Regions from separate parts of the Homo sapiens genome. Here region 2 is linked to region 1. The links are chromatin loops, found by intact Hi-C in ENCODE. Cell type or tissue: endothelial cell of umbilical vein. All regions are shown on one strand. Each heading gives the region's core, and the rest is flanking DNA. Links, peaks and the distances in the headings are about the cores only. Region 1 holds the start of UNKL-AS1 (UNKL antisense RNA 1). Region 2 holds the start of UBE2I-AS1 (UBE2I antisense RNA 1).

Region 1 (12,090 bases), core at 4,332-6,831:
TACAGCCCCGACGTGTACTGCTCCAAGTACAACGAAGCCACCGGCGTGTGCCCCGACGGCGACGAGTAAGCGGCCGCGAGGGGGCGCCGCTGCCTGGGCGGAGGTGGGGGGCCTCCACCCGGGGATGCGGCCGGGACCCTCAGCGGACGCCTTAGTGTCCATACCTGGCCCCTGCAGAGGGAGTCGTAATTATACGCTGAAATTTTCTAGTGACCAGGGATGCTGGGGCGGCATTTCCTATTCTCAGGCCAGTTCCCGAGGGATTATGTGTGTTTTAGGGGTAACCCTTGTGTGACTCAAACCAATTTTGCTTCACCTCCCACTTTTTTTTGTTTGTTTTTTGAGACGGAGTTTCACTCTTGTTGCTCTGGCTGGAGTGCAATGGCATGATCTCGGCTCACTGCAGCCTCTACCTCCCAGGTTCAAGTGATTCTCCTGCCTCAGCCTCCGGAGTAGCTGGGATTACAGGCATGTGCCACCATGCCCAGCTAATTTTTTATTTTTAGTAGAGACAGGGTTTCTCCATGTTGGTTAGGCTTGTCTCGAACTCCCAACCTCAGGTGATCCACCCACCTCGGCCTCCCAAAGTGCTGGGATGACAGGCATGAGCCACCGTACCCGGCCCCACTTTTTTTTTTTTTTTTTTTTTTTTTTTTTTTTTTTTTTTGAGACAGGGTCTTGCTCTGTCGCTGGGGCTGGAGTGCAATGATAGGATACGGCTCACTGCAGCCACCAACTCCTAGGCTCAAGTGATCTTCCCTTCTCAGCCTCCCAAGTAGCTGGGACTACAGGCTCATGCCATGCCAGCTAATTTTGCATAGTTTTTGTAGGGATGGGGTCTCACTACATTGCCCAGGCTGGTCTTGAACTTCTGGGCTCAAGCAATCCTCCTGCTTCAGCCTCCCAAAGTGCTGGGATTCCAGGTGTGAGCCACTGTGCCTAGCTGTTTCCCACTCTGATTTGACACAGTTCCTGCATGAGAACCAACCTCTGGCCAAGTGCCTTGTTTTGTGTTTCTATAGAGACAGGGTTCTTGCTGTAGCCTGGTCTGGTCTCAACCTCCTGGGCACAGCGATCCTCCCTCCTTGGCCTCCCAAAGTACTGGGATTCCAGGCATGATCCACTGCGCCCGGCCAGGTTTTGAAGCGTTTTGTAGTGGTCGGTTGCTTTCCACACAGAGAGCTTGTTAGAATATTCACGCTGTAGAATATATCTGGGATGTTTCGTCTCTTGATGTTTACGTATTTATTTTAATTTTAAGACAGTAAAGTTTTTATGTGCAGGCTCATTTATGTAGCATCGAGACTGAGTCTCGCTCTGTCACCCAGGTTGGAGTGCAGTGACTTGATCTTGGCTCACGGCAACCTCTGCCTTGTGCAGGTTTAAGTGACCTGCCTCAGCCTCCTGAATAGCTGGGATTACAGGCACCCGCCACCACGCCTAGCTAAGTTTTTGTATTTTTAATAGAGTTGAGGTTTCGCCATGTTGGCGAGGCTGGTCTCGAACTCCTGACCTCAGGTGATTCTCCCTCCTTGGCCTCCCAAAGTGCTGGGATTACAGGCGTGAGCCACCACGCCTGGCCCCTATGTAGCACTTTTAAAGTTAAGAAATCAAGGTTTTGTTTTGGTTGATTTTTTTCTTTTTTTACAAGGTTCCTAATAGTGTTATGAACAGATGTCTTTATTCTGAAGTATGCAAAATGGGAAAACAGGGAAAATACAAGTCAGATTATATATTCACAGACTGGCGGGAGGTGGTATCAGGTTCTACTTGCTTCCTGTGGGCTGCTGGCGGAGGGTGGAGGGCGGAGGGTGGTCCATTCCTGCCTAGGGGTGAGACAGCAGCAGTTGCGGTCTTGAAGTCTTCATCCCCTGATCTTTTGGAAGGAGCTGATTCTCCAGGGACCTTCCTGTTGAAGGCTGCTTTCAGCACGGAGATCCTTGTGAAGTCTGTTTTCCTTTATTTTTTCAACAGTGCTTAGCCTAGGCGATAAATTAAAAAAAATTTTTTTTAAGGACGCTAGAAACTTTAAATACTGAAATGTTTTTAATTGTACATTAGTTAAATAGTGTTTGTTTTGTTTTTGTTTTGAGACGAAGTCTCTGTCACCCAGGCTGGAGTGCAGTGGCGCCATCTCAGCTCACTGCAACCTCCGCCTCCCAGGTTCAAGCGATTCTCCTGCCTCAGCCTCCCGAGTAGCTGGGATTACAGGCGCGTGCCACCACGCCCAGCTAATTTTTGTATTTTTAGTAGAGACGGGATTTCTACATGTTGGTCAGGCTGGTCTTGAACTTCTGACCTCGTGATCTGCCCGCCTCGGCGTCCCAAAGTGCTGGGATTACAGGCATGAGCCACCGCGCCCGGCTGTTTTTGTTTTTTGAGACAGGGTCTTGCTCTGTGCCCTGGGCTGGAGTGCAGGGGCATGAACACGGCTCACTGCAACTTGAACCTCCAGGGCTCAAACCATCTTCCTGCCTCAGCCTCCTGAGCAGCTGGGACCACAGGAGTGCTCTATCACTCCTGGCTAATTTATTTTATTTTATTTATTATTTTGTTTTTGAGACCGAGTCTCACTCTGGTTGCCCAGGCTGGAGTGCAGTGGTACGATCTCAGCTCATTGCAGCCTCTACCTCCTGGGCTCAAGTGATTCTCCCACTTCAGCCTCTGGAGCTATAGACTCTCTACACCACGCCTGGCTAATTGTTTTTGTATTTTTAGTAGAGAAGGGGTTTTGCTACATTGTCCAGGCTGGTCTCAGTCTCAAACTCCTGGACCCAAGAGATCCTCCCACCGCAGCCTCCCAGAGTGCTAGGATTACAGGTGTGAGCCACCACACACCTCGGCTCATTTTTAATTTTTTTGTAGAGATGGAGTCTCGCTGTGTTACCCGGCCTCAAGCGATCTTCCCACCTTGGCCTCTCCAACGTGCAGGGATTATAGGTGCAAACCACCACACCCGGCCATAGTGTTGTTAAGGCAGGTTGATGCCTAAACTTGAAATAATGTAGTCAGCCCATTTTGGTTAGGATGGTGATGTACTTCAAGGCGGTTCTGAAAGTGCATAATTGAATTGGTTTTTAAGCCACTGTTTTCCGCAAATGGGGCTTTCAAAGGCAGGTATTTGTCTAGTTGATGTCTGGGCTCAGCCCCTGATTTCCCTTGGTCAAGCCCCTTATCTGCCCAGACCTGGGATCCTGAGTTGCAAGTAGGGCCACTGCTGCTTAACTCTGGTGTGGGGGTCCTGGAAGTGTGAAGACGAGCACCCAGCCTGTCTGACCCCACTCCAGTGTTGAATACAGGGCACTGATTGGCAGCACTCTATGTCACCCAGGCTGGAGTGCAGTGGCGTGATCTCGGCTCACCGCAACCTCTACCTCCCGGGTTCAAGCGATTCTCCTGCCTCAGCCTCCCAAGTAGCTGGGATTACAGGCATGTGCCACCACGCCCGGTTAATTTTGTATTTTTAGTAGAGATGGGGTTTCTCCATGTTGGTCAGGCTGGTCTCGAACTCCTGACCTCAGGTGATCCACCCGCCTCGGCCTCCCAAAGTGCTGGGATTACAGGCATGGGCCACCGTGCCTGGCCAGGTGATGCTTTTAATGCATAAAGATAAAGCATCTTTTTCTCTCTTTTTTTTTTTTTTCTGAGACAGGGTCTTGCTTTGTCACCCAGGCTGGAGTGCAGTGGTGCCATTACAGCCCACTGCAGCCTCGACCTCCCGGACTTAAGCAGTCCTCCCACCTTAGCCTCCCAAAGTGCTGGGATTACAGGTGTGCAGCCCTGCACCCGGCGAGAAAGCATCTTTTCATAACTGTTTCTTTTTTTGGAGATGGAGTCTCGCTCTCGCTTTATCTACCAGACTGGAGTGAAGTGGTGCGATCTGGGCTCCTGTATCCTCTGCCTCCTGGGTTCAAGCAATTATTGTACCTCAGCCTCCTGAGTAGCTGGGATTACAGGCGTGTGCCACCATGCCTGGCTAATTTTTGTGTTTTTAGTAGAGATGGGTTTCACCATGTTGGCCAGGCTGGTCTTGAACTCCTGACCTCAGGTGATCCGCTAGCCTTGGCCTCCAAAAGTGCTGGGATTACAGACATGAGCCACCGCGCCCGGCCTCATAAGTTTTTGTTGCGGAGTCTGGGTGTCTTGGTGTGGACTCAGCCTCACTGCTAGGCACAGGGTGGTATCCAGTTCTTACAGGGATGGACAGTGCTGTAGTAAGCGCCTGCCTCTAGGTGGTCACTTCAAGCTGTGCTCAAGTAGCAGTTCCATAACATCATTACAAAAATATTAGCCTGCTGTCTGAATGGCTTACAGTTTATAATTGAGGGTGGTAAGTGGGGCTAAGATGCCTGTTTGGTGTTTTGTTTTGGATACCTGGGTATATGCACACATAGTAAGGAAATTTCCTTATTTTATTTAAGATTTTGTTTGTAGCGTGTGAATGACTTGCTTCGACCGGCCCTTTAGGAAGTGTCTGACAGGCTGCCTCCCCTGAGATCTCTCCTCCATAATTATCCTTCATTCCACGGGAGTGGGACTTTCTCATCGCTGAACAAAGGGAATAGCCAGTTTGTCCTATTGAAGTACCCGTTCTGGTTCTCATTAAGGGTTGCCTCGGAATTTGTAAATAAAGGAACGTTCAGAATAAGGACAGGGCCTTCCTTTTCTTTAGTTCATTGGTTTTTAAAATTTCTATTTTGGCTGGGCGCGGTGGCTCACGCCTGTAATCCCAGCACTTTGGGAGGCCGAGGCGGGCAGATCACGAGGTCGGGAGATCGAGACCATCCTACATGGTGAAACCCCGTCTCTACTAAAAATACAGAAAAATTAGCTGGGCATGGTGGCGGGCACCTGTAGTCCCAGCTACTTGGGAGGCTGAGGCAGGAGAATGGCGTGAACGTGGGAGGCGGAGGTTGCAGTGAGCCGAGATCGCGCCACTGCACTCCAGCCTTGGCGACAGAGCAAGACTCAAAAAAAAAAAAAAAGAAATTTCTATTTTGGGTGTTGATACTACCAACCTGTTATTTTACACATGAATGTGTATCAGAGAGCAGAGACCCTTAGCCCGTATCAGGCGTTGCTCTTGGTTGTGGCTGGAGGTGCTGGGGCTGAGCTGTGGGGCAGAGCAGGACTGGGACCCCAGGAGGGCCCCCCGCTGCTGGCGTCTCCTTTCCACGGCAGGCTGGCACCTCGCTCCACCCCTGCCTGCTCAGTTGCTGCCTCTGTCAGCCCCCCCTGGGGGCAGCCCCACCGGTACCAGCTCCTGCGGACGCCTCTGCCGTCACCCCTCCCTCCGTGGAGGGTGACCTCCTACAGCCCCTGCTGTCATCTCTTCTCTCTTCCTCATCCTATGGCTCCCCAGGTCACTTCTCGGCGTCCTCTATCCTCTGTGGGCACCCCCTCCGGTGCCTGCCCCCGTGGGTGCCCCCACTGTGCACCCTTTCCTAGGTGGGTGGCTGCCCCTTGTTGCACCCCACGCCGTGCCGGTCCTGTGGGCATCAGCGTGATCTCGGCCCCGCCCCGCCCCGCTCGGGAAAGGCCTTTTGTTCCGCGCGACACGCCCCTCCGCTGCGCGCCCGCGATTGGCTGTCCCGGGTCACGTGTGAAGCCCCGCCCCCGTGGGAACCGTCCTGGTCGTTGGGGGGGGGGGCAGCTCCCATGTGGGCGTGGCCTTGAGGCCCCGGGGGTGTAGCTGAGGGGCAGGCGCTTGCTTTTCTCTTTAAACAGATTGCGGTAAAGAAATAGAAAAGGCGCCCCGCGGGACCCCGGGCCTCTCCAGGGTCCATCTTTTTTTTGTTTTTCTTTTGAGCCAGGGTCTGGCTCTGTCTCCCAGGCTGGAGTGCCGTGGCTCGATCTTGGCTCACTGCAACCTCTGCCTCCTGGACTCAGCTGATCCTCGTGCCTCAGCCTCCGGAGTACCCAAGCGATCCATATGCCTAGGCTTCCCAGAGTCCTGAGATTACAGGCCTGAGGCACCATGCCCAGCCTCTAGGCCCATTTTCATTGGGAAAAAAAAATACACGTGGCCTGCAGCTGTGTAGCCACAGAACGAGTGGCCATCTGCCAGCCCACCCCTGTCCAGAAGAGCGCTCCTGCACTGTGGCCCTGCAGCCACCCTGGGTCTCGTTCTCAGAAAAAACAGGCTTGCCCCATTCCTGTGGTGCCACTTTTCCAGATTGACACACAGACACAGGTTTGTCCTTTTTTTTTTTTTTTTGACAGGGCCTCACTCTGTCGCCCAGGCTGGAGTGCAGTGGTGTGATCTTGGCTCAGTGCAACCTCAACCTCCTGAGCTCAAGTGATCCTCCCACCTCAGCCTCCAAAGTAGCTGGGACCATAGGCGCACACCACCACGCCCAGCTGAATTTTTGTATTTTTTGTAGGGGTGGGGTCTTGCTGGTTTCGAACTCCTGGGCTCAAGTAATCCACCCACCTCTCCTCCCAAAGTGCTGGGATTACAGGAATGAGCCACTGCGCCCGGCCTCTGTCTTCTTTCCAGAGCTCTGTTTGGCGGTGTCACCTGACAGACCTGACACTTCCCGCTTGCCCTGTGCGCCTCCCCAGGCCTCTGTCGTCCGGCAGGTGCAGAACTCCTGTCTGGATGGGTCCGGGGTGTGCCTAGCTGGGTCTCCACTGTGCATTCTGTGAGTAACTGGTGGGAGGAGAAACTTTTCCAAGTATCCATTTCTAAGATTAACTGTTGCTGCTTGTATCTGGCGGGTCTGGAGTCTGATCTTTTTTTTTTCTTTCTTTCTTTTTTTTGAGATCGAGTCTCCCTCTGTCACCCAGGCTGGAGTGCAGTGACACGATCTCGGCTCACTGCAGCATCCACCTCCCGGGTTCAAGTGATTCTCCTGCCTCAACCTCCCGAGTAGCTGGGATTACAGGCGTGCGCCACCATGCCCAACTAATTTTTGTGTATGTGTGTATTTTTAGTAGAGATGGGGTTTCACCATGTTGGCCAGGCTGATCTCTTAACTCCTGACCTCAGGTGGTCCACCTGCCTCAGCCTCCCAAAGTTCTGGAATGACAGGCGTGAGCCACTGTGCCCGGCCAGGAGTCTGATCTTTCTATTAAAAGATCCTCTTGCAATATTTAATTTTAAAATGTTGAATGCCTTAGGACCTAAGGCGTAGGTGAAAGTTCCACTCACTTCAGGGTGTGTAGAATTTGCTGTTTAAACTGATCTCATGATGAGCTTGGGCTTTGGGAGCAAGAGGAAAGCCCACGGCCGGCCTGGGACGTGCGAGCAGTCTTTAAAACTCAGAGGCATCCGGGTGCAGTGGCTCATACCTGCAGTCCAAATACTTCAGGAGGCCTAGGCAAGTGGATCGCTTGAGCCCAGGAGTTTGGGACCAGCCTGGGAAACAGCAAGATTCTGTCTCTACAAAAAAATTAGGCCGGGCGCGGTGGCTCACGCCTGTAATCCCAGCACTTTGGGATGCCAAGGCAGGCGGATCACCTGATGTCAGGAGTTCAAGACCAGCCTGGTCAACATGGTGAAACCCTGTCTCTACTAAATATACAAAAATTAGCCAGGCATGGTGGCAGGTGCCTGTAATCCCAGTTACTCGGGAGGCTGAGGCAGGAGAATCGCTTAAACGCAGGAGGCAGAGGTTGCAGTGAGCTGAGATTGTGCCACTGCACTCCGGCCTGGGCAACAGTGAGACTCTGTCTCAAAAAAAAAAAAAATTAGCAATATAGCCCGGCATGGGAGTACGCCTGTTCCTCCCATCACCCCCAGCTGTTTCAGTGCTGTGCTCTGGGCCCCCCACCTATGCCTGCGTCCTTAAGCTGGAAGGGAGTCGTGTACACTGCCTGTCTCCTAAGCCCGGTGGTTCTCGCACGTTCCCTGGGAACCAGCCGGCAGTGCAGATCCACGGGCCTCGTCCACACCAGCTGGGGGGACCACATGGGCCACGGGCCTCCTAGGTGATTTTGATGCATGTGGCTCGCAGTCTCGAGAATGTGTTAAGGGGGTCTGGTGGACCCTCCTTGGGTTCAGGTGAGAGCTTCCTGAGGGAAGGGCAGCTTCTTGCACTCCAGGATCTGGCTGCCTCCTATCCTCTGGTCTCGGTGGGTCCAGGGCATTGGAGCGTGAGGCAGAGCGGTGCCCATGTGCTGGGTGTAATCACGTGGCTCTGCTCACTGATTGTCTCGGATGAGTTTGAGAACCGTGTTTGTCACCCGACCCCCGGGGGCTCGTGCGTCCCCTCCTTGGGCATCCGTGAGCAATGGCTCTGTGCTTTCTCTTAGGTATTCCCTCTCACCTCCTAGGTGTCCGTAAGAGTAAGGCATTTTCTTAAAACTTTTTCCAGTTTCTTTTTTTTTTTTGAGATGGAGTTTTGCCCTTGTCACCCAGCCTGGAGTACAGTGGCGCGATCTCGGTTCACTGCAACCCCCGCCTCCCGGGTTCAAGTAATTCCCTGCCTCAGCCTCCCGAGTAGCTGGGATTATAAGCGCCTGCTATCATGCCCGGCTAAATTTTGTATTTTTAGTAGACCAGCCAGGCTGGTCTTGAACTCTTGAGCTCGTGATCCACCCGCCTTGGCCTTCCAAAGTTCTGGGATCACAGGCGTGAGCCACTGTACCCAGCTGCCTGGCTGGCTGCCTGCCTTCCTTCCTTTCTCCCTCCCTCCCTCCCTGTCTTTCTTTCCTCTCCCTCCCTCCCTTCCTTCCTCGCCTCCTTTTTTTTTTTTTTTTTTTTTTTTTTTTTGAGACAGGGTCTTGCTCTGTTGCCCATGCTGAAGTGTGGTGGCACAATCACGACTCACTGCAGCCTTGGCCTTTTGGGCTTTAAGCGATCCTCCCTCCTCAGCCTCCCAAGTAGCTGGGACCACAGGTGTCCACCACCACGCCGGGCTAATTTTTAAATTTGTTGTAGAGATGGGGACTCACCATGTTGCCCAGGCTAGTCTTGAACCCCTAGCCTCAAGCAATCCTCCTGTCTCTGCCCCCCAAAGTGCTGGGATTACAGATGTCAGCCAGTGTGCCAGTCCTTCCTTCTAAGTCTGAAAAATACCCCACTGTGTGGCTGGAAGCCCGCGTTTACCCCATTGTGTGGATAGAAGCCCACGTTTACCCTGTCTTGTGGACGGAAGCCTGCGTGTACCCCGTCACGTGGATGGAAGCCCGCATTAACCATGTTGTGTGGATGGAAGCCCGCGCTTTCCTTATTGACTCCATTGGCGCCCACTTGGGTGGTTTCTGCCTCTTGGCTCTTGCGAATGACGCTGCTGTGAACATGGGTGTGCAGGTGTCTCCTGAAGACCCTGCCTCCAGGTTTTTTGGATGTGTACTTAGGAGCAGGATCGCTGGGTACCAAGGTAGCGTTGTAATTTGACTTTTGCTTGGCTGGCTCCTGGGGACCCTGAGAGCCAGCCAGGCACCCCTTCTTCTGCCTCTGTCGACCCTCAGCTTTCAGTGTCTGGCACATCACAGGTGCCCAGCGGAGCCTGGGTCGGCCTCTCTGAACTCTGTGTCTCTGTTTCCTGACCTTAGAGGATGGGGCTAGACCTGGTGTTGCTGAATCGCTCTTGGTCCCCAGCCATCCCTGGCTGGAGCTCCTAGTGCCCAGGCTGCAGCCCTGTGCACAGTGAGGTGGGCGGGGCCCTCACGGAGCTCCCCAGTTGGAGCTGGAGGTGAAGGTTTCAGTCCTTACATTTGGGGGCCTGCAGTGACGGCCCATGTCATCCTCTGCCTTGGCCCTTGGGCCACTCAGGGTGATTCTGTGACCAGCCAGGGCTCGACACCATTGATGACTCAGGGTCCTCTGTGCGTCCCTTTGCCTCCTTCTGGAGTGACCTACCTGGAGGCGCCCAGGAATGCCAGAGCGGTTTGTGTCGTCTCCTTGTCTCCGTCGCTGCTGCCTGCCTATGACTTGAGCCTTGGCAGCTGCTTCCCCTCTCCACTGCACCCCATCGTGCTTCAGGAGCTGCCTGTGACTCCCCAGGAGCATGGCTCTGGGCCTGCAGGTGGCCCATGGGATGGTGATGCTACCTCACCTGTGTTCCCCACCACGCCATCTGCCGCCTCTTCTGCCCATCCCCCTCGTGTCCCCCAAGCCGCGTCCAGGGCCCTGTGCTTGTTCCCTCCCCTACCTCCCTCCTGGGGTCCCTGAAAGCAGCAGGACGCTGGGCAGGAGGGGCCCCCACTTTGTGACTGCGACGGGTAAGGAAGGTGACGCAGCCTGCGTGCAGGGCATGAACTCTCATTCCCACACAGGTTTAAAGGTTTATTTGGAACATTAGGAAGGATGAGCTTTGTGGAAATTCAGCATTGTGTTTCCTGCTGTGTTTGGCTGACTGGGGGTTTGCGATGGTCTGTGTTTCTTACTGTGTTTGACTGGTTGACTGGGGGTTTGCGGTGGTCTGTGTACCTGGGCGGTTCCACATTTGGGGACAGGTGCTGCGTCCAGTGTGTCCGTCCTTCTGATTAGAACAGGAATCTGGAAGAAGGGAAGGGAATTCACTGCTTGCCACGTGCTGACAGGGCGTGGACCCAGGGAGCTTAGGGCTGCCTCTGGGTCCATGATAACCAGGCATTGCGTGCCTCTCTGCTCCCCAGGTGTCCCTACCTGCACCGGACGACGGGGGACACAGAACGCAAGTACCACCTGCGTTACTACAAAACAGGAACCTGCATCCACGAGACAGACGCACGTGGCCACTGCGTGAAGAATGGGCTGCACTGTGCCTTCGCGCACGGCCCCCTGGACCTGCGGCCGCCCGTGTGTGACGTCAGGTGAGTGGGCATCCACGAGTGGGCACTTGGCCTGCCTGCTGCTGTGGGCTCTGCTGGATGAGCAGGAACTCGGCAAGTGGCTCGCCTCCCTGCTGCTGCAGGCTCTGCTGGCCCAAATCTCTCTCCTCCAGAATTTCTTTCTGAGTCTGGATGTTAGTCCTTTTTTTGCTTTTTTTGAGACGGATTCTCGTTCTGTCACCCAGGCTGGAGTGCAGCGGCGCGATCTCAGCTCACTGCAAGCCCTGCCTCCTGGGTTCACACCATTCTCCTGCCTCCGCTGCCCGAGTAGCTGGGACTACAGGTGACCACCACCACGCCCAGCTAATTTTTTTTTTTTTTGTATGTTTAGTAGAGATGGGGTTTCACCATGTTAGTCAGGATGGTCTCGATTTCCTGACCTTGTGATCCACCCACGTTGGCTTCCCAAAGTGCTGGGATTACAGTGAGCCACTGCGCCTGGCCTCTGGATGTTATTTCTTTCTTTTCTTTTCTTTTTTTGTTTTTTGAGATGGAATCTCGCTCTGTTACCCAGGCTGGAGTGCAGTGGCGTGATCTTGGCTCACTGCAACGTCTACCTCCTGGGTTCACGCCATTCTCGTGCCTCAGCCTCCCGAGTAGCTGGGACTACAGGCGCACACCACCATGCCTGGGTTATTTTGTTGTATTTTTAGTAGAGACAGGGTTTTACTGTGTTAGCCAGGATGGTCTCCATCTCCTGACCTCATGATCTGCCCGCCTCGGCCTCCTGAAATTCTGGGATTACAGACGTGAGCCGCTGCACCTGGCCTCTGGATGTTATTTCTAATGAGACAGTCCTTCAGCTCTTCTCACTGTGTGTTTCTCTTCTGGGCCCGGAGGGCAGCTCACTGGGGTTGAGGCTGTGAGGCACTGCTGCTTTCCAGGAGAACGAACTCAGCACACAGTCTGGGGCAGACAGTCCTTCAGCTCTTCTCACTGTGTGTTTCTCTTCTGGGTCCGGAGGGCAGCTCACTGGGGTTGAGGCCGTGAGGCACTGCTGCTTTCCAGGAGAACGAACTCAGCACATGGTCTGGGGCTGCAGAAAAGCGAATCCTGCCCACACAAAACTCCGCTCTTACTTGGGTGGGGCTGAGCATAGTGGCCCATACATGTAATCCCAGTGCTCTGGGAGGCCAAGGTGGGAGGATCGCTTGAGCCCGGGAGATGGAGACTGCAATGAGCTGTGATTGCGTCACTGCACTCCAGCCTGGGGGACAGAGCCAGACCCTGTCTCAAACAAGACAAAGCAAACAAAATGAAGTGGTTGGGATTTGGATGAGGACTGCGGGCCAGGACAGCGGAGCGCCACACACTGAGACTCCGTCCTGA
Region 2 (12,090 bases), core at 5,024-7,523, 110 kb after region 1:
CCTCCCTCACTCACTCATTCCCTCCTTCACTCATTCACTCCCTCCCTCCCTCACTCATTCCCCCACCACCTCCCACAGGGTCCCCAGCGGGCATTTCCCTGTCAGGCACCTGCAGCAGGAGGGGCAGCCACACACCCTGGGTCTGCCTGCCTGGGAGGCGCAGCCGTGGGGATGTGGGTCCAGGGCAGCAGGGGCAGCCTCCCCCAGAATCCAGTCCCTGGAAGCCATGCACAGCCCTGTCCCACCAAGACCAGCGGGGGCCTGGCCTGGCTGCAACTCCCAGGCTCAGAGCCTCCGTGGCCTGTCTAGACACCTGCTGTCCTGGCCCCCAGCCTTGAGGTCCTGGGAATCTGCTTTTTTTTTTTCCTTTTTTTTGTGAGATGGAGTCTCACTGTGTTGCCCAGGCTAGAGTGCAGTGGCGCCATCTTGGCTTACTGCAACCTCCACCTCCTGAGTTCAAGCGATCCTCCTGCCTCAGCCTCCCGAGTAGCTGGGATTACAGGCGTGCACCACCACACCCGGCTAATTTTTGTATTTTTAATAGAGACGGGGTTTCACCATGTTGGCTAGGCTGGTCTCAAACTCCTGACTTCAAGTGATCCGCCCACCTCGGCCTCCCAAAGTGCTGGGATTACAGGTGTGGACCACCACGCCCAGCTGAAATCTGCATTCTTAACCAGCCCCCTGGGCAAGCCTGGCAGAGGGATATGGCCCTTTGGCTTCCTGACATGGGCTAAGGTTCCAACGCCATCTTTCTGGCGAAGATGCCAGCACAGGGCTGTGTGGGGAGGCGTCAGCCAGTAAAAGCCGTGGCTGAAGAAAAGCAAGACAGCCACGGGCCTCGGTGGATCCCGCTGCAGCCTCAGGCACAGAGAGGGCAGGGCTGGTGAGGTGGGGGGCTTGTCATGAGTGGGGCTTGGGGAGACTGACTGGATGTGGTGTGTGGCTGGGGAGGGCCTGGGCCTGAACCTGTGGGCCATGGGAGCCATAGAAGGTTGTGGAACAGGAGAAGTAAGACAAGGCCCTGGTTCCCTGTGTGTGTGTGGTGAGGGACTGAGGAGACATGGCTCAGGCATCTAGAGAATTCCTGTCCTGGTGGGAAGTAGTGCCAGGAGGGGCTGGGGTTTGGGGAGGCTGTGGCAGGTGAGGGTGAGGGACATGGAGCAGGTAGGGGTGAGGGTCATGGAGCAGGTGGGGGTGAGGGGCATGGAGCAGGTGGGGGAGGGAAGAGGCTCCCTCAGTTGTGCATCCTCAGCCCACAAGTGTCCTTTGAGCAGCCTGCACCTGGCACACGTTTTCAAGGAGAGGGGACTTGTTGGGTCCAGCTCCCTGGGTACAAAGGAGAAACTGAGGCTTGGAGAGGGTGGGGGGTTTGAATCAGTAACTATAAGATCCTGGGCAAGGCTTGTGGCTGACTGTGCCAGGCACGCGCCCACCTTTGCCCTGGTCCCCTTGGGAGGGGAGCAGGAAGTGTGATGCAGAGCTGCCTGCGGTAGGGCGGGACCTCCAGTGCCCTGGGTGCCCCCTCCGGGGCCTGCTGGGGCCAGGCTCTGCACAGGGGTTTGAGAGCAGAGGCCTCTTCACTGAGGGCCGATTCCCCCAGAGGAATAAGGGCCTCTGCAGTAGAGTGAAGGTGGACCCTTACCCCGGAGCACGCACAAAAACCAGCTCAAAAGTCAGCCTCGGGCCAGGCGCGGTGGCTCACGCTGGTAATCCCAGGACTTTGGGAGGCTGAGTAGGGCAGATCGCTTGAGCTCAGGAGTTTGAGACCAGCCTGCCCAACATGGTGAAACCCTGTCTCTACTAAAAATGCAAAAATTAGTTGGGTGTGGTGGTGCACGCCTGTAATTCCAGCTACTTCGAAGGCTGAGGCAGGAGAATCTCCTGAACACGGGAGGCAGAGGTTGCAGTGAGCCGAGATGGCGTCACTGCACTCCAGCTTGGGCAACAGAACGAGACTTCATTTAAAAATAAAAAGAAAAAAAAATTCACATATCTGAGAAGGAGTTATTATCCAGGATAATAGGCTGGGCGCGGTGGCTCACGCCTGTAATCCCAGCACTTTGGGAAGCTGAGGTGGGCAGATCACTTGAGGTCAGAAGTTCGAGACCAGCCTGGACAACATGGTGAAACCCCGTCTCTACTAAAAAATACTAAAGTTAGCTGGGTATGGTTGTGCACACCACTCCAGCTCCTGGGGAGGCTGAGGCACAAGAATCGCTTGAACCCGGCAGGCGAAGGTTGCGGTGAGCTGAGATTGCACCACTGCACTCCAGCCTGGGGGACAGAATGAGCTTCGTCTCAAAAAAATAACAAAAAAATCTGGGATATAGAAAATCCCTACATCAATAAGAAAATGGCTCTGGAGGGCCGGGCGCAGTGGCTCACGCCTGTAATCCCAGCACTTTGGTAGGCTGAGGCAGGTGGATCACCTGAGGTCAGGAGTTCAAGACCAGCCTGGCCAACATGGTGGAACCCCATCTCTACTAAAAATACAAAAATTAGCTGAGCATGGTGGCAGGCGTCTGTAATCCCAGCTACTGGGGAGGCTGAGGCAGGAGAATCGCTTGAACCCAGGAGGCAGAGGTTGCAGTGAGCCAAGATCATGCCATTGCACTCTAGCCTGAGTGACAGAGTGAGACACCGTCTCAAAAAAACCAAAACAAGGCCGGGCGCGGTGGCTCAGCACTTTGGGAGGCCGAGGCAGGCAGATCATGAGGTCAGGAGATCGAGACCATCCTGACTAACACGGTGAAACCCCGTCTCTACTAAAAATACAAAAAATTAGCCGGATGTGGTGGTGGGCGCCTGTAGTCGCAGCTACTCGGGAGGCTGAGGCAGGAGAATGGCGTGAACCCAGGAGGCGGAGCTTGCAGTGAGCGGAGATCTCGCCACTGCACTCCAGCCTGGGCGACAGAGCGAGACTCGTCTCAAAAAAAAACAACAAAAAAAAAACAAGCAAACAAAAAAAGACTCTGGTTCCTGCCCCTCCAGCCCGGATGTACCTCACTTCCTCCTCCAATTCAGGACACGCCCTCGACTCTCTGGGGGTCTCCCCTGCAGCTCAACCAGCCAGGATGAGGGTTTCAGAAGATACTGCTCAGAGGCTGTGACCCAGCTGTGCCCCGATCCTACTGTGCTCTGCAGGGCTCCTCCCGAGCTCCCTGGGGGAACCCCCTAACTGTAGAGGCCTGGGCCCTCAGCCTCTGGCTGGCCCCAGAGAGTGCAGGGGGTGTCTTCTAGTCTCAAATTCCCCAGGCTGGGAGGCTCAGTAGGGAGAAGGAGCAAAGCCCGCTCCCTCGCTCCTGACTGTGCCGCTTCCTTGGTGGTGGTCACCAGGCTCACAGGTCCCCATCCGCTAGAAGAATGGTGGGGGTAGGAGCAAAGTCTGGGGCCGTTTCTGTTTCCCTGTGCCGTGACCTACAGCTTTGATTTTCTGCACTCTCAAAGAGGTGGGCCTCATTGGATGCCTGTCACTGCCAATCCCCAAATTGATCACCTCTGTCGCGGAAGAGAGAGGCCGGGACCAGATTGGGGTGAGGGATGGGTCTCCAGTCCTGGTCGTGGCCAGCACAGTTGGAATGACCGTCGTGAGCACTGCAGAGAATAAAGAGAGCGCCCGGTGGAGTCGTGGCAGCCCCTGGAAACCCATGCAGGGAGAGTCCAGCCAGGAGCCAGGACTTTTTGGCCCCCAACCCTCTGAAACAGACGGAAAAGCCCACAGACCGGGGTGCATGGGGCGTGACCTTTCCTCCTCCCACCTGGCCCTGCGTGCAGCATTCTTGTCCTGGTACATGTGGGCGGGTCAGGTACCCTCCTCTCTCTCCCCGACTGCAGCCTGTTCTGCCTCTGATAGATGCTGCTAAGACCAGGAGCCCTTGGATAGGGCAGGAGTGGCCTGCCCATGCCGTATTCCCTCCACGTCGTCCCTCTGCCCAAGCCTGGCTCCTGCACACCTGGGCTGCTTCCTGCCTCCATGCCTTTCCCTGAGCAGTGCCCCACCCACATGCCCCGCCCTCCCACCTCACCCGCCCGGTGGCTCTTTCCGGCCTCCTCTAAATCGCAGCCCTTGGCCGGGCACAGTGACTCACAACCTGTAATCCCAGCACTTTGGGACGCCGAGGTGGGCGGATCACTTGAGGTCAGGAGTTCAAGACTAGCCTGACCAATATGGTGAAAACCCATCTCTACTAAAAATACAAAAATTAGCCAGGTGTGGTGGCAGGCGCCTGTAATCCCAGCTACTCAGGAGGCTGAGGCAGGAGAACTGCTTGAACCGGGGGGGTGGAGGTTGCAGTGAGCTGAGATCACACCACTGCACTCCAGCCTGGGTGACAGAGAGAGACTCCGTCTCAAAAATAAATAAATAATACATTTAGAGACAGGGTCTCCCTGTGTTGCCCCGGCTGGTCTCAAATTCCTGGGCCCAAGGGACCCTCCTGCCTCGGCCTCCCAAAGTGCTGGGATTACAGGTGTGAGCCACCATGCATGGCTAATTTAATGTAATTTGATTTAATTTTGAGACAGAGTCTCACTGTGCCACCCAGGCTAGAGCGCAGTGCTGCAATCCTGTCTCACTGGAGCCTTGACATCCCCAGTCTCGAGCGATCCTCCCACCACAGCCTCCCAAGTCGCTGGGACTACAGGTGTGAACTACCACACCCTACTAATCCACACCCCGCTAATTTTTGTACCTTTTGTAGAGACTGGGTTTTACCACGTTGTCCAGGCTGGTCTGTAACTCCTGGGCTCAAGCGATCGTCCCACCTCAGCTTCCCAAAGTGCTGGGATTGCAGCGTGAGCCACTGTGCCCTGCCCACTCTATAATTCAACATTTTTATTATTGTTTGTTTTAGTTTTTTTTTTTTTTTTTTTGAGACAAAATCTCACTCTGTTCCCAGGCTGGAGTGCAGCGGCGCAATCTCGGCCCACTGCAACCTCCTCCTCCTGGGTACAATCAATTCTCCTGCCTCAGCCTCCTGAGGAGCTGGGATTACAGGCGCACACCACCACGCCTGGCTAATTTTGTATTTTTACCATGTTGGCCAGGTTGGTCTCCAACTCCTAACCTCAGGTGATCCACCCGCCTTGGCCTCCCAAAGTGCTGGGATTACAGGCATGAGCTATCATGAGCCATCATGCCTGGCCTATTTTTTATTTTTTGAGATGGAGTCTCGCTCTTTCGCCTAGGCTGGAGTGCAGTGAGGCAATCTTGGCTCACTGCAACCTCCGCCTCCTGGGTTCAAGCGATTCTCCCGCCTCAGCCTCCCGAGTAGCTGGGTTGACAGGCACCTGCCATCATGCCCGGCTACTTTTTGTATTTTTGTAAAGACGGGGTTTCACCATGTTGGCCAGGCTGGTCTGGAACTCCTAACCTCAGGTGATCCACCCGCCTCGGCCTCCCAAAGTGCTGGGATTACAGATATGAGCCACTGTGCCCGACCCAACTTCATATTTACTCTCTGTTGTTTTCAAGACAGCAGAAGCTCCCTGAATGTGTGTTCATGCTGGGCCAGCACCGTGCTGGGGTAAAGGAGGATCCATTCCGGCCACCACCTCCGTCCTGAGCTGACAGGCCGCTGGGGAGATGGTCAGCAAGGGGGGAGTTGCTGCAGAGCCAGAGCCACACTATTGTGAGGACAGTGAAAGAGGCCCCAACACCCTCACAGGTCCGGGCAGCCTTCCTAGAGGAGGTGGCATTGAGGTGGGCATGGAGTTTCCGGGATGCAGCGGTGAAGGGTGAGGTCAGAGAGAGTGGGCCAGGGCGTGGTTCAGAATGGCCAGGCTGAGGGCTCAGGGGTGGGGGCTGCCTGAATCGAGCCCAGCAAGGAATTCGGACTCCCCCCTGCCGGCAGAGGGGCACCAGAGTAGGGTCTTCATAACACAAGCGATTGGCATTCTGCTTGGATCAGAGCTGTGGAGCAGCTGGGAGGGGCAGGACCCTCGCGGGAAACCTCTCAGCCGAACTCCTGCAGAAATCTGGGGTGTGGGGGCTCGGTGGTGTGGACAGGGCCACGCAGAGAGGTGGATGGAGGGGTACCTGGGACTCAGACTTGCAGGGAGTGGGAGGGCAGGGGGAGTCCAGGGTGACCCCCTGGCCTAGCGTTTGCGTGGCTGGGGGATGCCGGGTCCGCAGGTCTGGGTGGCCGAGGGTCGAGGGGGGAGCTCAGGTTGGGTCCTGCTGGGCTCCCGGAGCCTGGGACCCGGTGGAGTGCAGACCTGGCTGTCCCGGCTGGGCAGGTGCGTGAAGCCCCATGAGGAGGCGGCCCGGGAGGGGGCGGGCAGAGGCAAGAGGGCTGTGCCGGGACCCAAGCGACGGCAGCAGGGGTCAGCAGAGGGGCCTGCGGCGGGGTGGACGCTGGAGCAGGAGACCAGGGGAGGTTTGTCAACAGGGCTCCACAGACGGCCAGCCGGGCAGAGCTGCCGGGAGTCCGTCCGCCTCCTGGGCTGCCTGCCGCCCCCTGCTGGCCCTGCCGTGAAACGCTGGTGCCTCAGGGGACACGGCCATGGCCCTGGAGTGGGTGTCACCGTGGGGCCGCCCCCGGGAGGGGCTCTGCCTGAGCCTGTGGAGACCCCTCCAGGGACACCGGATGCCTGAGCCCAGAGCCGCGCCTGCAGAGTGGGCTGTGCTTGTGTTGGGGCACGAAGGACACGCTTTGGCCAGGACAGTGGGGCACTGACTGGTGTCTAAGATGCTTGAGGCAGGGCAGGCAGACCTGCAGTCACTCCTCTGCAGAGTCGCACACCGGGGCGTGTGGGCTCTCAGCCCTCACCCCACCCAGCAGGAGGGCGTGGGGAGGCGGGGCAGCGGGTTGGACCAGGTCTCCTGACATGGGGCTGCAGCCAGGTGGGGTTGGGCTCCTGGGATTCCCATGCGCGTGGACGGTGGGTCAGATGCTGTAGCCGCCATCTGAAGCCGACGTGTGAAACTTCAGCTTCTTAGCAAGGTAGACTGATGCTTTTTTTTATTTTTTAAGACTGAGTTTCGCTCTTATGGACCAGGCTGGAGTGCAATGGCATGTTCTCGGCTCACTGCAATCTCTGCCTCCTGGGTTCAAGTGATTCTTGTGCCTCAGCCTCCCACGTAGCTGGGATTACAGGCGCCCACCAGGCCTGGCTCATCTTTTGCATTTTTAGTAGAGATGGGGTTTTGCCATGTTGGCCAGGGCTGGTCTCCATCTCTTGACCTCAGGTGATCCGCCTGCCTCAGCCTCCCAAAGTGTTGGGATCACAGGCGTGAGCCACCACACCCGGCCTCCCGCGCGACCCTGGCACTGTTAAAATTTTTTTTTTTTTTAAACAAACTTCAGCTTCTTAGACGGGCTTTCAGGGCTACAGAAATCGCTCACGTTTTACACCCGCTTATGTAAGTGTGTGTGCGCTGGAGCGGGTGTACACAGGCATGTTCACTGCACCTGTATACAGGTGCAGGCGTTTCAGGGGGGCATTAGCTACACAGCATTTCTCAACCTTTTGGAAGCTGGGGTAATTTGGCTCTGAAACCTGTTCCCTGGGTCGTGCCCTCTTGCGGATCCAGGAGAGCAGGGACATTTGCCTGTGCGTTCACTGCCGTATTCTTGGTGTCTGGAGCAGTGCCTGACCTGTGGCGGGTGCTTAGTGAGTTATCCGTGCAATGAATGAATGAATCAATGAATGAATGAATGAATGAATGAACGAACCAGCCGGAACCTTGCTGGCCGTTGACTGAAAATGTCTGGATTCAATTGACTGAATCAAACAGACTTAGAGCTTGAGAGGGAAAAATTATTTCACTTAGAAAATAAAAGTTATCTCTGCAGGACTAGACATGAAAGGAAAAAAAAAAGAAAAAAGAAAAAAGTTCTACCTTTGCCCCCGCGGTTCTCAGGTTTCACCTGACGTGGTGAAATACGCTGTAGGTCACATGCGTAGGTTTGGCCGCTGGCCGTCCAGTAGTCCTCCCACCCCGGGGGACGGGTGCGGGGGGTGACCCGGTGAAGAGGGCAGGGAGCTGGGGCAGCCTGCTGTGCGGAGCTGGGGGAGGAGGAGGGAGCCCTGGGGGACAGACAGAAGGACCATCGAAGGAGAAACCCTGCTGGCCTCGGGACCTGGAGGAAAGAACCAGGGCCCGTGCTCCTTGGGCCAGGATCCGGCGATTGGACGGAACCTCTCGGATTCCCCAGTGCTGTGAAATCCACTTGGGGCCATCACACCCTTCATTGCTGTGCTCCCTGGCAGAACTCGAATGCAGCGTGAGCTGGGCACTTTTCCCAGGGTTTGCTCTAGGTCTGGGTCTCCCATCAGCTCCCCCGGAGCAGAGCCTGAGGCAAGGATTCTTGTTCGGGGGCATCTTCCTCTCAGCACCGTGCTTTGGGAATCGAGTGATGGTGCTGAGTGAACCCCTGAGTGAACATCTGTGGCTTCCTCCCACCTCGTCTCTGGATGCACTCCTGTTCGAATGGTACCTGATCTTCTTCTGTGTGAGAATTTTCTCTGGGCACAGTCTGTCCAGGAGGGGACACGAGTACCCCTAATTTCACTAAGTGTGGCTGAATTATCTTCCAGGGTGTCTGTACATGCTTGTCCCCTCCCCACGGTGGCGTGCTCAATGGTGGCTCCCCACAGATATGTCCGTGTCCTAATTCCCGGAGCCTTTGGGTCTCATGTAGCCAATGATGTGAAAAAGTGAAGGATGCTGAGAGGAGATCATCCAGGTGGGCTCTGAACAGTATCCTGTGCATCTTTCTAATAAGAGGGGTTCACCGGGATCCTGTGCATCTTTCTAATAAGAGGGGCTCACCGGGTGCGGGGGCTCACGCCTATCATCCCAGCACTTTGGGAGGCCAAGACGGGCAAATCACGTGAGGTCTGGAGTTTGGAACTAGCCTGGGCATCATGGTGAAACTCCGTCTCTACTAAAACTACAAAAATCAGCCAGGCGTGGTGGCCTGTAATCCCAGCTACTCCGGAGGCTGAGGCCTGAGAATCGCTTGAACCCGGGAGGTGGAGATCACGCCATTGCACTCCAGCCTGGGTGACAGAGTGAAACTTCACCTGAAAAAAAAAAAGAGGGTTCCACAGAGGGGACGCAAACAGGAGGGGACAGCGTGGCCATGGAGGCAGCAGGGAGTGGCACAGCCATCATGACAATAAGAAAAGACAGGACTTAAACACATAAATAATTTCCACTGTTTTAAACTACCATGTTTGTGGTAATTTGTTACAGCAGTGGCAGGAAATTAATACACCCATCTTTAGGACACAAGCGTTCCCCTTTCTCAGGCTAGACACGGTGGCTCACACCTATAATTCCAGCACTTTGGGAGGCCCAGGTGGGAGGATCATTTGTGCCCAGGAGTTTGAGACCAGCCTGGGAAACACAGTGAGATCCCATCTCTACAAAAAACTAAAAAGACACAGACATGAGCCACTGTGCCTGGCCTCCGAATTATGTTTCTTTGCTATATTTTGAAATGGCCCTGCAAAGCCATCTTTTGTGGGGGGAGATATGCGTCTATAAGGAATTTCAGGCCGGGCACAGTGGCTCACGCCTATAATCCCAGCACTTTGGGAGGCCGAGGTGGGTGGACCACGAGGTCAAGAGATTGAGACCATCCTGGCCAACATGGTGAAACCCCATCTCTAGTAAAAATAAAAAAATTAGCTGGGCGTGGTGGCGGGCACCTGTAATCCCAACTACTCAGGAGGCTGAGGTAGCAGACTCACTTGAACCCAGGAGGTGGAGGTTGCAGTCAGCCGAGGTCATGCCACTGTACTCCAGCCTGGGCAACAGAGCAAGACTCTGTCTTAAAAAAAATAATAAAAATAAAACGCTTCCCTGCCACAGCCCTTGGCATTGGTACGCTGACCTGCCAGGCATTGGACTGTGGTTACCCACAGGTTACCCACGATTTCTGTCTGACCTGGCTACAAATAGGCCATTCCCAGGACCCACCTCTTGAGCCCAACAATTTGCTAGAGTGGCTCACAGGACTCAGGGAAATGCTTTATTTACTATTACAGATTTATTACAAAGGATATGTAAGCCAAAAAGTATTTGAGATACGTCTCAATCAATTTAGAAGTTTATTTTGCCAGGGTTAAGGATTTGGCCATGACACAGCCTTAGGAGGTCCTGAGAATGTGTGAAGGTGTCTGGGCTACAGCTGTTTTTTTTTTTTTTCTGGAGAGAGAGTCTTGCTCTGTTGCCAGCTGGAATGCAGTGGCACTGTATCAGCTCACTGTGTTAAATATAGTGAACTCCGAGTTTCTCTTCAAAGAATCAGCATGTCAGTTTGTTCAGCTCTCTTATTCTTTGATTCTCCATTTTAAAGCTTAACTTCCTGGTTCTTTGCTCCCTTGCCTCTACTTTCAGTAAACAACTTTCCCACCAGTTCTAATCAGTAGCTCACATCTCTTCCCTGGTCATCTGCTCTGCCCTGAGTCACCCTGTCACCTGCTCTGCCCTGACACATCCTGAGTCACCTGTTCTATAACTGTCCTTCCTGCCAAACTACTCACTCTGCCACTCCGACTCGTACCCCTGCTCTCTTTAAAATAGCCAATTGGAATTAGCTTAGACTGTGTGGTCCAACCCTAGCCAATAGGGGAACCACACAGCAGGAGGGGCTGCCGGCGTCAGGGATAAGAACCCCTTCCCCTCCCCTGTCCAGGTGTGCTCTCGCCATTGCTCCATCCGTGAGATGCACCCTTCTATAGAAGTAAATTGTCTTGGGGCTGGGCATGGTGGCTCACACCTGTAATCCTAGCACTTTGGGAGGCTGAGGCGGGTGGATCACGAGGTCAGGAGTTCGAGACCAGCCTCACCAACATGGTGAAACCCCGTCTGTAGTAAAAATACAAAAATTAGCTGGGCGTAGTGGAGGGCACCTGTAATCCCTGCTACTCAGGAGGCTGAGGCAGGAGAATCACTTGAACCCGGGAGGTGGAGACTGCAGTGAGCCGAGATCACACCACTGCACTCCAGCCTGGGTGACAGAGCGAGACTCTGTCTCAAAAAAAAAAAAAAAAAAAAATGTAAATTGTCTTGGTGAGAAAATTTTTGGTCTGAGTGTTAGTTCTTCTTTTTGGCATGAAGGAACAAGCATTTGTTTCTAACAACTGCAACCTTTGCCTCCCATGTTCAAGTGATTCTCCTGCCTCAGTCTCCCAAGTAGCTGGGATTACAAGCACCTACCACCATGCCTGGCAATTTATTTTATTTTATTTTATTTTTTGAGATGGAGTCTGGCTCTCTGTTGCCCAGGCTGGATTGCAGTGGTGCAATCTCGGCTCACTGCAACGTCTGCCTCCCAGGTCCAAGCGATTCTCCTGCCTTAGCCTCCCAAGCAGCTGGGATTACCTGCACCTGCCACCACACCTGGCTAATCTTTGTATTTTTAGTAGAGATGGGGTTTTGCCACATTGGCCAGGCTGGTCTTGAACTCCTGACCTCAAGTGATCCACCCTCCTCAGCCTCCCAAAGTGCTGGGATTACCGGCGTGAGCCACTGTGCCCAGCTTTTTTTGTATTTTTAATAGAGACGGGGTTTCACCATGTTGGCCAGGCTGGTCTCAAACTCCTGACCTCAAGTGATCTGCCTGCCTCGGCCTCTCAAAGTGCTGGGATACAGGTGTGAGCCACTCGTCTGGCCTCCAGCTTGGTTTTATACATTTTAGGGTGACCAAAGTTATAGGCAGAGATCAGTCAATACATGCAAGGTGCACGCTGGTTCAGTCTGGAAAGGTGGAATGTCTGAGGGGAGCTTCCCAGTCATAGGTGGATTCAAAGATTTCCGGGCTGGTAGTTGGTTGAAAGACTTAAGTTTTGCCTAAAGAGTTGAAGTCTGCAGAAAAAAATGGGGCTAAATTCAGGGGGGATTGTGGAAGCCAAGGTTCTTGTTATGTAGATGAAGCATCCAGGTAGCAGGCTTCAGAGAGAATAGATGGCAAATGTCTCTTACCAGAGCTTAAAAGGTGCTAGACTCTCCTGAAAATACTTAGTAAGGGCCGGGCACGGTGGCTCACACCTGTAATCCCAGCACTTTGGCAGGCTGAGGCAGGCGGATCACCTGAGGTTGGGAGTTAGAGACCAGCCTGACAAACATGGATA

Evidence for each region. Peaks named below come from ENCODE experiments on the same cell type or tissue, not always from the same donor. Only the 100,000 strongest peaks of a DNase experiment are listed, where the experiment ranks them.
Region 2: it touches region 1 in a loop (2.3-fold over the local background); 29 of 110 quality-filtered maps call a loop at or near these places.

The regions. Positions count from the first base shown.
Region 1 is chr16:1,401,821-1,413,910 of GRCh38, reverse strand. UNKL (unk like zinc finger) reads left to right here. Exons shown (of 15, transcript NM_001372107.1): 2 at 1-65; 3 at 10,567-10,743. It overlaps UNKL-AS1 (UNKL antisense RNA 1), which reads right to left and starts at 5,517. Exons shown (of 2, transcript NR_188570.1): 1 at 5,019-5,517; 2 at 1,660-1,982. RefSeq lists silencers at 63-212, 5,094-5,243, 5,514-5,583, 5,634-5,683, 5,562-5,739 and an enhancer at 1-306. In endothelial cell of umbilical vein, for the core only: no CTCF peak of the experiment used is centred there; a DNase peak (open chromatin) is centred at 5,660; H3K4me3 peaks cover 468 bases.
Region 2 is chr16:1,295,446-1,307,535 of GRCh38, reverse strand. It overlaps UBE2I-AS1 (UBE2I antisense RNA 1), which reads left to right and starts at 7,931. Exons shown (of 2, transcript NR_198996.1): 1 at 7,931-8,440. RefSeq lists silencers at 6,190-6,239, 6,410-6,559, 11,681-11,881. In endothelial cell of umbilical vein, for the core only: a CTCF peak has its summit at 6,468 (motif pointing left); a DNase peak (open chromatin) is centred at 6,465.